Regions from separate parts of the Homo sapiens genome. Here region 1 is linked to region 2. Evidence: read pairs that join two places in POLR2A ChIA-PET (ENCODE). Cell type or tissue: GM12878. All regions are shown on one strand. Links, peaks and the distances in the headings refer to the core of each region. The heading gives the core; the rest is flanking DNA. Region 1 has its middle 190 kb from the start of CXCR4. Region 2 has its middle 130 kb from the start of CXCR4.

What was found. ChIA-PET counts read pairs that join two places held together with the same protein. Peaks named below come from ENCODE experiments on the same cell type or tissue, not always from the same donor. Only the 100,000 strongest peaks of a DNase experiment are listed, where the experiment ranks them.
Region 1: POLR2A ChIA-PET joins it to region 2 with 8 read pairs; 3 of 35 experiments call an interaction of 5 or more read pairs at or near these places.

The regions. Positions count from the first base shown.
Region 1 is chr2:136,307,847-136,313,223 of GRCh38, forward strand. No RefSeq gene overlaps it. Among named protein-coding and RNA genes, the nearest start is that of CXCR4, 190 kb to the left of the region's middle. In GM12878, for the core only: no CTCF peak of the experiment used is centred there; DNase peaks (open chromatin) are centred at 2,355 and 3,459.
Region 2 is chr2:136,243,868-136,249,244 of GRCh38, forward strand. No RefSeq gene overlaps it. Among named protein-coding and RNA genes, the nearest start is that of CXCR4, 130 kb to the left of the region's middle. RefSeq lists enhancers at 1-309, 310-810. In GM12878, for the core only: no CTCF peak of the experiment used is centred there; a DNase peak (open chromatin) is centred at 2,494.

The DNA of each region.
Region 1 (5,377 bases), core at 65-5,064, 64 kb after region 2:
ACACATAGTAGGTGCTCAACAAAGGTTGGTTTCCTTCCTTGTCACTGTCCTTTCAGATCCCTTGTCAGACCAATCAGGCCTGCGGGCGCAGTCAGGCCAGTTGTTCTCTCATCCTCTTCTCATGCCCATCCTAGTCTCTTGAAACCCTCCTTCAAGACACCATTGCTGCCTCCTCCAGGAAGCTTCTCACTCCCTCCAGCCATAGGAATCTCTTCTTTCTTCACACTCTCTCAGCCACTCCATCAGGCACTCATCCCACTGTAATCACTAGATATTTACTGCTGGAATTCCATCTGCCTTACTGGGGACCAAGCGCCTTGGGAGTATTGATCATGTCATGTTTATCTTTCTAGATCCATAATGCCTAGCCCAGTGCTGAACCCCAAAATGTGTTCAAGAAATCTTTGTTGTATGCCAATCAAAGGGCTGGAAGGAGGAGAGAAGGCAGTTCTGGAAGGGAAGGCACAGCAAGAGCAAAGGCATGGGGACGGGCACACCAGTGTGTCCAGGGAAACAAGGTCAACTTGTAGGAGGGACAGTTTGTGTTAGGACAGTGCCCAACTCGGCAGCTTGGGAGCATCAGGGCCTTTGTCCCTTCTCTACTTGACCACCTCCACCCGCTTCCCTGCTTTTGGGGTTGACTGGATAAACATCTGAGTTTGGTTCACTTAAATTTACTTAACACTCAAGCTGGAAAATCTCTTTCCCACAGAGCTAGTTACATCAGCTCTCTGGAGTCGAGGTGATGATATCTGGGGCACGGTTTTAATGGGGAGGGTCTAGTCTAACAGAAATGCTCTAAAAGAGAGGTTGGCTGTGTCTATCTCTGCCAAGAAGGAAGGAGATTCTGGCTGTCTGAAGTCATACACATCGTGTTTGTTAAGCCCCCAGCAGTGTTCATATTGTAGGCCACTCAATCCTCACTTGTTCATGGAATTAAAACTCAAGAGCAAGGAGCAGAGCTGCCTGAACCTCAGCCAAAGAGTCACATTTCCTCTCCAGAGCCAGGATGCTTTGCAGGGAAAATTCTAAAGTAGCTCTGAGACTACCAGAGTGGGAAAGGGGGAAGAAATGTGGGATGGCAACACTATTTAAATTGAAGCTAAAAGAACTAACTCCAGATGATTAGGTACAGAGGATACTGTTGAGTTGAGCACCACCTTAGCCATACAGAAAGTACTTGGTGATTTTTAATTTCTGTTTGACTTTTTTTTTTTTTCTTGAGACAGAGTCCTGCTCTGTCACCAGGCTGCAGTGCAGTGGCGCAATCTCGGCTCACTGCAACCTCTACCTCCCGGGTTCAAGAGATTCTCCTGCCTCAGCCTCCCGAGTAGCTGGGATTGCAGGCATGCACCACCACGCTCGGCTAATTTTTTATTTTTAGTAGAGATGGGGTTTCACCATGTTGGCTAGGCTGGTCTCGAACTCCTGACCTCAAGTGATCCATTCATCTCGGCCTCCCAAAGTGCTGGGATTACAGGTGTGAGCCACCGTGTCTTTTGTTTGACTTTTCACAGGATCGTGGAATTTTTGGAAGGGACTTTGACAATTATATTCACTGTCCATTCGAGCACACAACTAGTTGGTGTCAGAACTGAACCTTGTGATGACCTTTTCCACTTGCTTTATGCTTTTTACATTTTTAGAGTCTTTTTACTAATATTTGTACTTCTTGCAACCAGTGATATAGGTTGCTATCCCATTTTAAAGATGAGGCCATTGAGGTTCAGAGTCAGAGTCAGCTAAATGGTAAACCTTCTATTGAGAGCTGCTTTCCCTTTTCTTCTTCCCCTCTTGTTTCAACTTATTGCAGGGAATAAAAATGAAATGAGGCTGGGCGCGGTGGCTCACGCCTGTAATCCCAGCACTTTGGGAGGCCGAGGCGGGCGGATCACGAGGTCAGGAGATCGAGACCATCCCGGCTAAAACGGTGAAACCCCGTCTCTACTAAAAATACAAAAAATTAGCCGGGCGTAGTGGCGGGCGCCTGTAGTCCCAGCTACTTGGGAGGCTGAGGCAGGAGAATGGCGTGAACCCGGGAGGCGGAGCTTGCAGTGAGCCGAGATCCCGCCACTGCACTCCAGCCTGGGCGACAGAGTGAGACTCCATCTCAAAAAAAAAAAAAAAAAAAAAAAAAAAAAAAAAAAAAATGAAATGAAATGAGTGCTAGAACTAAGGACAGGTGTCCGCACAGTTGCAGCTTTGGGGCTCTGCTTACGTGACAGAAGGAGAACACTTAGGAGTCCCTGACAACCTTGGTGGGGAGGAATGTCGCCAAGAGCATCACTGATTCATCACCCCACCCTGGAAATCCCCAAGGCTCTGCAGCCCAGGGGACTGCTGTGCATTCCCCAAGAAGTTCCGACTGCAGTTCTCCCGGCAGGGTATGAAAAACCTCAGGCACACTTTTTCAGGCAACCGTTACCAGGCCACAGAAGTTCCCTAAGACACTTGGTTAACCTTCGTCAAATCTGTTCTGACTGTGTGGGTGGCTGGGTTTCATCAAGAGAGTGCTGAAAGCAGCAACCTGGAAGGTCGGAATCTGGACCCAGGAGATCCTCGGGTCTCTGCCCCCTCTCCTCCTTTCTTTGCGACTCCCCCTTTCTGAAATGTAAACCCTGACAAAATACTTACATATTACACATGCTCCTTTATTTGCAAGCTTTGCCAGGATTTATGAGATATTTTCTCTAAATGTGTGTTAAGCTCTAGGTTCTAAAATCCAGCAGAGTTATATGTGAGGGGAAATCCACTGTGGGATCTTTCAGTTCTTAAAACACACACTAAGAGATGCCGTGCTCACTGGGCATTGCCAATGGGTTCAGTCACATTTTGGAATGATTTCTGCAATTAGTACTAAAATGAAGGAGGACAGATTCTAGTTTTGAAAATTAAGGCAGGAGAAGCTTGGATAAGAAATCTTTACTTGCTTTTATTTCTCATTTATCATCAAGTCCCAGCTTTCCCAGGAAGTTATTGAACCTTGCTGGTTTCACTAACTTAAAAAAAAAAAAGCTGCTCTTCTTTTGCCCACAGAGTGAGCTGCTGGTAGCTGAGATCGGGGTCGCCAGCATGGTGACTTTCAGAGACTAGCCAGATTGGTTCATAAACAGATTCCCTGAGTGGCGAGGGCAGAGGTGAGGACAGACAATGAAGATGGGGAGTGTAAGCGCGAAGCCGGAACATCTCTTGGAGACAGCAATGGGTAACAGGGAAGCAACACATCTGACTTGGTGTTTAAGAAAGGTTAAGCAATGATGCTACTCGTATCAGACTATTAGTCCCTAGAGAAGACCTCAAGAGATGCACGTTTAAAGTTTCCATAAACCCCAGATGATAAATCTTCTTGTCTTTCTTCCCAACTTTCAAAAATGGCGCTTATTACTCAAGAAAAACCACAACGCTTTGAGCTGGCACTAGTTAGCTCAATTGAAGGTCAGATTTTGCATAGAAGATTCAGAGACAGGAAATTTATTGGCGTAAAAGCCATCAAGAGGGTATTGAAACAATACCATCCTTTCCACAATCTTCACACCAAGATGTGCTGTGTCATCTGTGGGTGTCTTTCTGGATGATTTGCTTGTAAAAATGACTACAGCACCTCTGCATTGCCAGGGAGACTCTGTTGTGAAATTCCATGGAATGAAAGAAAAGGGGAAATTTTGCTGTGTAGCCTGGAGTCCATTCTCAGTTAGGAAGGAGGAGGAGGAAGCTGCTGGTCTGATGGATGAGTCTGTACTGTGACCTCCACAGTTAAACAAAATAAAGTACTGGTTTCTTCTCTCATTAGGAGTGGTGTCAAAGCTGTCCGAAAGAAAACACTGCTATCCTTCCACGCACTTTAGTAAACAGATCTTTGGGACAACATCTTCACAATGTGCTTTTTACAATTTATGCCCTTAAAGCATCATTCATTTCTGACAAGTCAGCCAGGTTGGCCTGTTACATTTTAAACTTTTAGATTTTCATAATACTTTTATAAATGAATATACTCCCAACTGGCTATTACTCCTGGGAAAACTAGGAAGTGATCTGAAAAAGATGATAATTTATGATAATATAAGGCAAGACCAATTGTTCCTCTTTGGATTAATAGTTCACAGTTGAACTGAAGTCCAGGGACTTGAATTTCTAATCAGTATTATCCCCCTGCAATGTTAAAACTTCCTGGGCCAATTTTGCCATTGATAGAACTTTCATTTAATAAATATTAGACTGCATTTCCTAAGAAAGATTAACTGAAATATATTATTCAACCATTTTACATAAGAATATAACAAACTTAAATTCTTATTTCAGTTTTTTTGGTTTTTAATTATCATGGATACATAATAATTATACTTATGTATGAAGTCGTGTGATATTTTGATCTGCGTAAGGCTTCTTATACTGATGCACCATATTGGCAGGAGTGATTATCATGAAGAACTAGAATTGCTGACACACAGCAAGGATAGGAAGGAGAATGTCTTGAACCAAAACATATGATCTGTAATGACCAAATCAGGGTAATTGGGATATCCATCACTTCAAACATTTATTATTTCTTTGTGTTAGGAGCATTCTAACTCCCCTCTTTTGGCTATTTTGAAACATGCAACAAATTATTGCTAACTATAGTCACTCTATGGTACTACTAAACACCTTCTTCCTTCTATCTAAAACTTAAATTTTAATAATATGTATTAACAGCTATGTTCTCATTTTATATTGATGAGCGTAAGATGCTTTCAAATATATTTTTATATTAAGTCAACATATGTATAAATTAGAACTAATGACATCTTCTTTCTATCAAAAACTTAAATTCTAGTAGTATGTATTAACAGGTATGTTCTGATTTTATATTGAGGGGTCTAACACACTTTCAAAGATATTTTTATATTAAGTCAACATATGTATAAATTAGAATTAATGACATCATTACAAAAATGGTAAGATCAAGGTTTATATAAACAAGACTTATTTAAGAATTTTATGGGCTGGGCATGGTGGCTCAGGCCTGGAATCCCAGCACTTTGGGAGGCCGAGGTGAGTGGATCACCTGAGGTCAGGAGTTTGACACCAGCCTGGCCAACATGGTGAAACCCTGTCTCCACTAAAAATACAAAAATTAGCCAGGTTTGGTGGCACACGCCTGTAATCCCAGCTACTCAGGAGGCTGAGGCAGGAGAATCAGTTGAACCTGGGAGGCAGAGGTTGCAGTGAGCCCAGATTGCACCATTGTACTCCAGCCTGGGCAACAAGAGCTAAACTCTGTCTCAAATTAAAAAAAAAAAAAGAAAAAAAAAAATAGAATTTTATCAATCAAACTGCTACCCCCAGAAATACTACCACTCTGAATTGTACATATTACAAGTTACCCACATTTCATGTT
Region 2 (5,377 bases), core at 108-5,107:
GACAGTGTGTGTGTGTCTGTGTCTATAGGAGGTGGACAAGGAATGGCACAATAGGATGAGAGGTTACCTCGGCTTTGCATCCAGCGGGTTCCCTTCAGGCCCTGGGCTGTGAGGAGAAATGGGGTTTGGAAGTGGGGTCTATGGCCTGTCCCTGCAGAGAGAAAGGGGAGCATCGGGGCAGGAGTGTGCCCAGCCCTCTGGGGCGTGTGGAGCTTGCCAAAGACAGACCTTGGCCTGTGCTGAGGAAGAGAGAGGCGGCTGGCACAGAGCAGTCATTCAGACAGCAGTTGACCTCCTGCCAGCTCCAGCGAGGCCCTGAGGACCTCGGTCCTCCCCAGCCGGCCCACTGAGGCCTCAGAGAGAGGCCCATCCATCACGGGGGGCCCCCAGGGAGGGCCGGGGGTGGCTTTCTGTGTCAGTTAAGGGGCTTCATTTTCAGCACAGATCTTGTCAAATTCAAGCTGTCAACCGCACAGACCCTGAAAGCCTGTCACAGACCCCTGGGGACAGGCGTGTGGTGCATGACCTTGAGGGGACTCTGCTGAGTGTGGGACTGTGGTGATAAGAGGGACAAATGAGAGGAAGCCACCTGGGCCAATTGCATTATGCTTGTCCACACCACCCCTTTGTGCTTGTCCTTGAGGGACGTTGGGGCAGCTGCACTGAATATATTTCCTCCTTCCCTCTCCTTGGTTCCCCCTCTCCCTTTCTGCCATCTCTTACAAGGCACAGGGAAGGAGGCAGTGCACTCAGGTTAAGGACAGACTGGCTCTGCTGCCTAGAAGCTGTGTGACCTTGGGCAAGTGACTTAACCTCTCTGAATCTTTTCCCTCAGGTTGTGATGAAGATTGTATGAGGTGATACATTGCTAAGAACAGGCGGCATATTGTAACTGCTCCAGGGTTATTCACTATTGTTATCATTTTCATGGAGGTAAGGCACAAACAGTTTGGATTCCTTGCTGGTGTTCCCTCATCTCCTTAGCATTTCAAGCTGCACACTTCAACTCTACGTGACCTCACAACATCCCAGTGCCCATTTAAAGGTGAATAAATGGGCAGGCATGGTGGCTCATGCCTGTAATCCCAGCACTTTGGGAGGCCAAGGTGGGTGAATCACTTGAGGTCAGGAGTTCGAGACCAGCCTGGCCAACATGGCGAAACCCCATCTCTACTAACAATACAAAAATTAGCTGGGTGTGGCAGCACATGCCTGTAGTCCCAGCTACTCAGGAGGCTGAGGCAGGAGAATCACTTGAACCTGGGAGGCGGAGGTTGCAGTGAGTCCGGATGGGGCCACTACACTCCAGCCTGGGTGACAGAGTGAGATGTCTGTCTCAAAAAAACAAAAACAAACAAACAAAAAAACAAACAAAAAAATATTAAAGATGAGTAAATAGAGGCCGAGCTGGGATTGAAGGCCAGGACTCCCACTAAATTCCCATTTTGGTCTTCAGATGGGTTCCTGAGGAACTAGATAGCCCTGCCAGCCCTGTGTGTGGGTGCAGCCATTCAAGTTCTCTTCTGAGGGGACAGGCCGGGCTCTGGGCAGGGCATTCTTCTGTCATGTCAGGGAGGCGGGAGCTGCTCTGACTGGTGGGCTTCCCGCCGTCCGCTCTGGGGCAGGGAATATCTCAGCTGGGGCTGTGAGGAGCTTATATCTGGTTATTGGGTGAAGGTTGAAATCACGTTAGCTGAAAGTGGCCATCGGGGCAGGCCTGAGACATGAAGAAGACTGAGAGCAGACGGGAGCTCTGAGGAATGAGAACGCCAGGGAGGCTGGGGAAGCAACAGCAAGACTGACAAAACGGGGAGCTGCCCAGGACCACTGCTGGGCGTGCCCTGATGTCTGTGAGGAGACTGTTTTGGACCTCCTGCGGGGGCCAGTTTAAAGGGCCCAAAATGTTCTAGAAGGCTCCTCTGAGGAAAGCCAGAGTTCTCTCACTTTGCACCTGTGTTGAGTCCTGGCTGCTGGGACTGGCCCCAAGCCTCCTCCTCCTCCTCCTCAGGAGGAAACATTGCTGGTTGGAGGGGAGATCTAGGCAGAAACAGTAGGAACCTACTGCCACCCCCCCCACCCCCCCCCGCTACCACCCCGGCCCTGGCTGGCTCCTCACTTGCACTGATCAAGCACCTGCTGGGTTAGGGGGTTACAAAAAGTTGTGGGACAGGGCTGTTGGTTTGGCCTCTCATCTTCGTGGGAGGATCCTTACCCCTGGCCAAGGCAAGGGGCTCACACAGCCTCTCAGGAGGACTGTGGCCAAAGGACAAAACCAAACTCCTCCCCCGATATCAGGCTGTGAGCCAAAGGAGCCTTGAACTGTGGCAATGGCAACTACCACCCAGAAGCAGTGCTGGTGGGGGGTGGGGGAGGGAGAGGCAGAGGGAAGCCGGTGGTGGTCTGACAGGCAGCGGGGCAGACAGGGGTTATTGAAGGGCATGGCCTGCCTCCACGATTACTCAAAAGCAAGCTGCACTTCTTACTGGCCCTTTAAGAACGGCGCCTACGTGATGAAATGCCAGGGCTGAGTGGAAGCCCAGAGAGTGTGACCAGAAGCCACTCCCTCTGTGCTGAGAGTCACGCAATCTATGGTCCATGCCCGCGAGTGACTGGGAGCTTGTTTGTGTGGGGGGCTGTTCCCGCAGCTGGAAGCCCCAGGTAATCCCAACCCCCTGCAACTCACAGATGATACTAAACTAAACAGCCCTGGCTGCCTCTGCCTCGGACCCCATGTTCTCTTTCCCTCTTCCTAGGTGTCAAAGGGCTTAGACTAGACGCGTGTTTCCCCAAATGCGCTTTTGGGTACCACTGGCAAAACACAAACCAAATTTAGGTAGTGGATGGACAGGCTATTTTATATATTTATTTTAATGCTTATTAGAAAAAATTTAACTGGCACATCAAACTTATGATTTCATGGTTATTGGTACCTGGGATAAGACTAAGTTTAGTTAGGTAAAAAAGGTAAGTCAAATTTAAAGAAAAAACAATCAGGTAAATATTAGTATGGTCAACACTGTCCACTAGAAATACAATGGGAGACAAAATGGGAGCCACATACATGATTTAAAATTTTCTGTGAGTCACAGGGAATAAAAAATAAGTAGCTGAAAGTGATTTTAATAACAGATGTTTTATTTAACTTAGTATATCAAAAATGCCATTTCTACATGTAATCACTAGAAAAATTATTGAGAGATTTTATTGATTGACTTTTTTTTTTTTTCTGAGGGCCCACTGCAACCTCCGCCTCCCGGGTTCAAGTGATTCTCCTGCCTCAGCCTCCTGAATAGCTGGGATTACAGGCAGGCGCCATCATGCTCGGCTAATTTTTGTGTTTGTAGTAGAGATGGGGTTTCACCATGTTGGCCAGGCTGGTCTTGAACTCCTGAACCACCCACTTTGGCCTCCCAAAGTGCTGAGATTACAGGCATGAGCCACTGCGCCCAGCCCTAATTGACTTTTTCTGGTAATAACTCATCAAAAGCTGGTGTGTGTTTTATGTCACATCTTGATATGGCCCAGGCATATTTCAAGGGCTCATGGCCACGTGTGGCTTGTGGCCACTGTGCTGGAAGTGTGGAGACCTAGGCAGGCAGGGCAACACTGTGAAGGCAGAATATAAATTTAGGCAGCCCAGAGTCTTCCAGCTCTAACATCTGTGCTTCTGCCATATGCTCACTCTCTGCCTCACCCAGAATTGCTCCCTCACTCTCCAAATGGAGACCCAGTTTGCTGCCTACACTCTATGCTTTCTTCACTTACCAAGCAACACACTTCATCAGTTGTCCACGAGAAATTTTATTATGTGGAAAGTTCGTATTGAATGTGTCTGCCAAATCTTTTGCAAGAAATAAGTCAGAGAGAAGCTCCTTTTGAAAGCCAGAGAGAAATATCCCTTGGCTCATCCCTGCTGCTGCCTTAGTCATCAGCCAGTGGCAACGTGCGTGGGTGTGTTCACCAGTGACAGATCGCCTTTCTCTAATTCATCTGGCAGGTGCACTGAGGGGATGGGACAGCTCTTCTTTAAGTCCCTTAGCATCATTTGTTATCAGTCTTTAATATTCATGAGGATCATCTGGGGAGCTTCTTAAAAATGCAAGGGCAATTATAAAATCATTGGATGGGGCATATGATTGTGATTCTGGGAATGTGATTCTGATGTGAATGAAAATTTGAGAACCACTGCCTGAAATGTTTTCCTAAAGTATGAAGGCTGGCGATGGCTTGTTGGAGAACTCCAAATTGGAATTTCATAGGCTTCATCATTTCAGATCTAATCATTAGAAGAGGAAGCCCGGACTGGTTCCACCCCATGGTCATGACTGAACTAATTGGAAACTCTCTTGAATTTGCCACAAAGAACTGAGCACCAATTAAAAATTGCCTTGGAAGAAATACCTACTAAATTCTAGCCAAGCCAGGCATCAGCTCCCTGGGCCCTTAGTGACTATTATTTCCAAAAAGTGTTCTCACTCTGATCCATTTGTTCTCCCTGCCGTTTTATCCCCTGTAATATTCTCTGGAGACCAGTTGCTATTATCTGAATGGAAGCATGAGTCATAAGTGGGAATGAGCTTGTCCTGGATCAGGTTTCCATGTGTGTGCTCAAGTGTGTGTGTGTGTGTGTGCATGTGTGTTACATCACAAGGAAAATCGCTGGTACCTAGAATCATTGAGAAACCCATCCTCCCATTACAGTCTAAGAATGAAGCCCTTGGGACTTAAGGATTCAAGATGGTTGGGTAAAGTGAACTCAACTCATGTTAAGGAGGAGAACAGGAGGAGGATTCTGAGACCCAAAGGCAAGTCCAGGACCCGAGAGAAAACAATGGAAACCTTAAAGTAAAAGGGGAGAGAATTTAGATTTATTAAAGACATACTCTGGACCAGGCATTTAAAATTTGTTACTTTTTAATAACCCTGTAGACTAGATATTTTTGTCCTCTTTAACAGACTAAGATATTGAGGCCCAGAGTGGTAACTTGCCCGATATCAGCCAGATGTAGGTAGGAGAGCTGGGGAAGGCTGATCCCAAAGCTGGTGTTTTTCTCTGAATGCCAAATACTCTCTCAAGATAGTGATTACTCAGCCTATTTCTGGGTTTGCCACTCCTTTTGTGAAAAAAGAATGCAAGATGAAGTATGCTGTGTCTTTGCTGAAGGCAGATCTTGTCACTATGTCCCTGGAGGAAACAGAATCATACTTGCTAGCATCAGTTCCCACGGTGCACTTGTGAATGTGGGGCTCTAGTAGGGATCTTCAGCGTCATTAACCTGGTTTATGTACATTGTACCAGCCAGGGAACCACCAGAGGCAGATGACACACTGAAAGGGATAATGGAGGAGAGGTTTAATGAAAAGACAATCTACAGAG